Linked DNA regions of Homo sapiens: region 2 is linked to region 1. Evidence: chromatin contacts called from ENCODE Hi-C or POLR2A ChIA-PET data. All regions are on one chromosome and are shown on one strand. The core of a region is the stretch at or near the end of the contact, and the rest is flanking DNA. Distances in the headings are between cores, read along the strand shown.

Evidence for each region. Hi-C counts contacts between places; a loop is a spot of excess contacts on that map. ChIA-PET counts read pairs that join two places held with the same protein, here RNA polymerase II (POLR2A). Pooled maps may share reads with other maps.
Region 2: a loop to region 1 is called in a pooled map, with 5 times the contacts of the local background. The contact joins the enhancer-like site here to the promoter of RPS8 in region 1. A Hi-C loop is called at or near these places in 2 of 50 pooled maps. POLR2A ChIA-PET finds 5 or more read pairs at or near these places in 3 of 52 experiments (H1, K562 and activated T-cell).

Annotation. Positions count from the first base shown.
Region 1 is chr1:44,774,119-44,776,818 of GRCh38, reverse strand. RPS8 (ribosomal protein S8) reads right to left here and starts at 1,279. Exons shown (of 6, transcript NM_001012.2): 1 at 1,219-1,279; 2 at 679-785; 3 at 45-144. The coding sequence starts at 1,222. SNORD55 (small nucleolar RNA, C/D box 55) reads right to left here and starts at 954; the gene lies at 881-954. SNORD46 (small nucleolar RNA, C/D box 46) reads right to left here and starts at 327; the gene lies at 230-327. RefSeq lists an enhancer at 656-945 and a silencer at 1,026-1,235.
Region 2 is chr1:45,393,063-45,395,762 of GRCh38, reverse strand. All of the region lies in intron 3 of TESK2 (testis associated actin remodelling kinase 2), which reads left to right. Among named protein-coding and RNA genes, the nearest start is that of TOE1, 54 kb to the right of the region's middle. RefSeq lists an enhancer at 1,702-1,771. Within about 2 kb of position 1,367, at least 12 of the 41 ENCODE cell types and tissues checked have a DNase peak (open chromatin) inside an H3K27ac peak, as active enhancers do.

The DNA of each region.
Region 1 (2,700 bases), core at 30-2,529:
GTTTAGGTGCGTTTTCCCACCCACTCCCAAAGGGCCTCACTCACACTCTGAGCCCCAGGAGAAATTCCCCACGTCCAACCTCAGGGCACGGTATTTCTTGTTACCTCCCCGCACACGGACTGTGTGGATGCGGCGGGGGCCAATCTGGAAAACACAAGGTTACAGGAACTAGGTTACCAAGGAGAGCAAGGCAAGTGAGGGAGAGGAACCTGGGCCGGGAGGAGGCAACAGTCAGTGTAACTATGACAAGTCCTTGCATTGGCAAGTGGCACACAGGTGACCAAGACGGCCACAACCACGCCTAAGGATTCTTTTTCATCACCCTACTTGCCTCCAAGAGGAAAGCCTGACCCCAAATGCTGAAAATTAAGCCTCTGTAAAAAAAACAAGACTAGGCTTCTGACTATGACGCGAGGCGCCACCCTCTCCAGAAGCTCAAGTCCCCACACAGTATCCTTCTCTCTGAAATCCTAAGCTCCAGGTTTGGGGGCCTGAGGGAGCATTCCCTCTTTGGTACTTACTTATCCAACAGCTAAAGGGGGACAGGACACCCAGGCCCTACTACAGAGAAATCAGAGCCCAAGAAAGAACGCACAACTGTCACACGGAAAGACCCGAGCACGCTGGAGAGCGGGGGAAGGCGACCTCCCAGGCGGACAGGCCCACGCTCGCACCCACCTTGGTGTTGGCAGCTGGGCGCCCCAACTCATACTTCCGCTTCTTGTGGTAGGGCTTTCTCTTGCCCCCGGTTTTGCGGCGCTTGTGCCAGTTGTCCCGAGAGATGCCTGCATGTGGAAGCGGGGAAGGAAGCTTGAGCCACTGTGACTCGGTGCTAGCGACTCGCCAGCTCCCGGAGACCCCCGCGCCGGGCCGGTCGCACGCTCAGCTCTCCAAGGTTGGCTTCCCCACCGCGCACTCGGGAGTATGCAGCATTACCGAGTTGTCATCATACACGTGCGGCCAGGCCGGGGCCTCCTCCTCGCGGCAGCCATGTTGGCGCCGCTCGGAGCCCGCAGCCCGCGGCCCGGAACCCGGAGCCCAGAGCCTTCGCAGCCCCCAGAGACGGGCTGGGCGGCCGAAACCCGAGGGCCACCACTCCTCGTGGCTGTCCCTGGCCGGGGGTCGGGGCGTCTGGACTCCTCAGTAGGCTGTGAAGCAGGATGGGGCCTGATTGAGCTCAACCTCCCTTCACCCGCCTCAATGCAGAGCGACACTCACCCATCGCTCGGCGCTGGCTGGAAAGAGAAACCGCAAAGATTCACGGTTCGGTTTGTAAAACGCTGCCCCGCCCCTTTACTTTACGTTGTTTCTGAGCGCCGAAACAACGTCGGGCGACGAGACTTACGTGTCAGCTGCCGCGCCTAGGGCCACGAGCCTAGGAGGGTCTCGCAGGCTGCTGACCTCTGCCGACCCCCGGCGACTCGCCTCCGACCCTGGGCTGGGGGAAGGGGGTCTGCGGCGTCGGCAGATCTGGGCGTGTTTAGACTAGTTTCAGAGGCTGCTGCGGTCGTTTAGGATGAGATGTGGGTGCGGCTGCGTTGAAAAAGAGTGGAAGGCAATGGAATTGGAAACGAGTGTGGACTTGGGTTTTGTTTTGAAGGGTTTGGTGGTAGATTGGACATGGGGATTGAGGGAGAGGGCGGTGTCAAGGATTCCTAAGATTGTCACTTGATCAATCGGATAAATATTGGGGCCATTTACTGAGATGGGGTAGGCTAAGGTAGGAGCTGTTCTGGACACGTTCATTTTGAGATCTTGCTAAGTCATGTTGAGTGGGACTAACAGATAGGAAGCTGAATATTAATGACTGGTCATCCTTATAAGGGATCTGCACCGAAGATGTTATTTTGGGAATCGTTGGCTTATAAATGGTAATTAAAGCCACCAGAATGAACGGAACTTAGGAAGAGAGTATAAAGGAGGGATCAGCTAACTTTTCTGAGCTAGAAGGATATCTATTTTTTAATTAAAAAAAATTTTTAGGCCTGGCGCGGTGGCTCACGCCTGTAATCTCAGCACTTTTGGGAGGCGGAGGCGGGCGGATCACGAGGTCAGGAGTTCGAGACCAGCCTGGCCAACATGGTGAAACCGCGTGTCTACTAAAAAAATACAAAATTTAGTTGAGCATGGTGACGCACACCTGTAATCCCAGCTACTCAGGGAGGCTGAGGCAGGAGAATCGCTTGAACCAGGGAGCTGGAGGTTGCAGTGAGCCGAGATCGCACCACTGCACTCCAGTCTGGCGACAGAGCGAAACTCCGTCTCAAAACAAAACAAACAAACAAAACAAAATTAGCCGGGCGTGGTGGCGGGCGCCTGTAATTCCAGCAACTCCGTCTGGAGGCTGAAGAAGGAGAATCACTTGAACCGGGAGGTGGAGGTTCCAGTGAGCCGAGATGGCACCAATGCACTCACTCCAGCCTGGGTGATGGAGTAAAACTCTGTCTCAAAAAAATAAAATACACAAGTTATTATTGATTATAGTCACCCTGTTTTGCTATCAAATAGTAGGTCTTATTTATGATGATATTTTATTTTTGTACCCATTAGCCATCCCCACCATCCCCACTTCCCCCTACCCTCCCACTACCCTTTCTAGCCTCTGGTAACCATCCTTCTACTCTCTAGGACCATGAGTTCAATTGTTTTGATTTTTAGATCCCACAAATAAGTGAGAACATGCGATTCTCTTTGCATAAG
Region 2 (2,700 bases), core at 118-2,617, 620 kb before region 1:
GGTGGCTCACACCTGTAATCCTAGCATATTTGGGAGGGTGAGGCAGAAAGATTGTTTGAGCCCAGGAGTTCAAGGTTGCAGTGAGCTGTAATTGCAACACTGCACTCCAGCCTGGGTGACAGAGTGGGACCTTGTCTCAAAAAAAAAAAAAAAGAAAAGAAAAGAAAAGAAAGGAGTGTAAATGGCTGCCTTGGTAGTTGAAGAACATGAGAAGGAAGTATTTGAACTGGTATTTGAGGATGAGTAGAATCTAACTACAGTAATGCAGTGCATAAGATGTTTTGGTCAACAACAGACCGCATACATGATGGTGGTTCCATGAGATTATAATACCATATTTTTACTGTACCTTTTCTATGTTTAGATATGTTAAGATACACAAAACTTACCATTTTGTTGCAGTTGTCTACAGTATTCAGTACAGTAATATGCTGTACAGGCTTGTAGCCTAGGATCAATAGACTCTACCGTATAGCCTGAGGGTATTGTAGGCTATACCATCCAGGTTTATGTAAGTACACTCTATGATTATGCAACCACAAAATCACCTAAGAATGCATTTCTCAGAATGTATCCCCATCGTTAAGTAAGGTATGTGGAAATGAAGAGAGGGGCATTTTAGGTAGTGGGAACAGTCTGAGAAAAGGCAAAGATGTGGAAAAGCTTAATAATGACACTTTATGGGGAATGGTAAATCATGCTATAGAAAAGACTCTAGTCTCTAGACAAAGTCTAGTTTACCAGTAGTATCAGAGTTAAGAGTTTCCTGTTGGGGCCGGGTGCAGTGGCTAATGCCTGTAATCCCAGCCTTTTGGGAGGCTGAGACGGGCGGATCACTTGAGGTCAGGAGTTCGAGACCAGCCTAGCCAACATGGTGAAACACCCCGTCTCTACTAAAAATACAAAAATTAGCCAGGTGTGGTGGCCGCCTCTAATCCCAGCTACTCGGGAGGCTGAGGCAGGAGAATCGCTTGAACTCAGGAGGCAGAGGTGCAGTGAACCAAGACTGAGCCATTGTACTGCAGCCTGGGCAACAGAGTGCGGCTCTGTCTTTAAAAAAAAAAAAAAAAAAAAAAAAAAAAAGAGTTTCCTGTTGGTCTTACTATCTTTAGAGCAGTGATAAACAGTCATTTGTTTAAAGGCTTTGCTACTCACTGCATGTAGTCTGTAGACCAAGCGACATCAGCATCACCTGGGAGTTTAGAAATTCAGATTCTTAGGCCCCATCCCTGACCTACAGAGTGCGAGTCTGCATTTTGACAAGATCCTTCATGGGTTTGTTTCCACAGTGGTCTAAAGTACAAAAGCAATCCTTGGCCTAGTGTGGTGGCTTACTTTGGGAAGCCAAGGCAGGAAGATCACTTGAGGCCAGGAACTTGAGACCAGCCTAGGCAACACAGTGAGACCCTGTCTCTACCAAAAAAAAAAAAAAAAAAAAAGCCAGCTGTGGTGTGTGCCTGTAGTCCCAGCTGCTCAGGAGGCTGAGACAGTGAGACAGGAGAGTCACTTGAGACTGGGAGGTTGAGGCTGCAGCGAGCTTATGATCACACTATTGCACTGTGCCACCGCACTCCAGACTGGGCGACAGAGCAAGACCTTGTCTCAAAAAAAAAAGCAACCCTCCTTCTCAACATGAATCTGTATGTCATATGAAACTAAAAATAACAAAGTTGAGTAATCACTTACTCTCAAAGCACATGCATTAAGAAAGCACCCCCTTCCTGAGTTAAGTAATTCTAGCTGGTATGATTTGGGGTGGGGTATGGGGATAGGGGAATAAAAATCATTCAGAATATAAATTTTTAAGGTCTTGTGACATGACAATGATTTGAGGCTTCATTTCGATTTTTGATATAGTTAGCAATAAAAACTTTAGTGAAAACTTATTGTTGATGTTACGTGCTTTTCTAGGCACATGTCACTTCCCTGTCAAGGATGAGTAATATTTCCTCTTTATAGTATATTGTTTTTTTACAACATTTAGAGTGATTAACTCTGTTCAAGCTCTTTTTTTTTTTTTTTTTGAGACGGAGTCTCACTGTCACCCAGGCTGAAGTGCAGTGGCACAATCTTAGCTCACTGCAACCTCCATCTCCCAGGTTCAAGCTATTCTCCTGCCTCAGCCTCCCGAGTAGCTGGGACTACAGACGCCCACCACCACGCCTGGCTAATTTTTGTATTTTTAGTAGAGATGGGGTTTCACCATGTTGGCCAGGATGGTCTTGATCTCTTGACCTCGTGATCCTCCCACCTTGGCCTCCCAAAGTGCTGGGATTACAGACATGAGCCACTATGCCCGGCCGCTCTTTTTCCAATATAAAGCTAATGCATGTCTCAGCTTGCCAGCTCTGTGACACCACTTTGGATGTGGTGGTGGTTTTCCATTAGGAATGATTTGGGAGAGGTTAGGCAGTAAAGTTGCACGTAGAAGTAGAGTTGTGTGACACGATTGTGATATGGTTATTTGAGTAGAGGGTGGGAAGAAAGCAGACAGAAAACTCTCCTATGAAGCCAGTGCCTGCCTGGATGTGCTATGACATCTCTGTAGATGGTGTGGTCAAAATAATAGTGGGCCTGGGAGGAAGAAAAGCAAGGGTGTGTCACATCCAAACCAGGTCTTTTCAGCTTCTAGAAAAACCCATGATTTTAAAATGTAGCCATTGTTTTTCTAGTAGAATCCTATTGCCTGACTTCTTTATA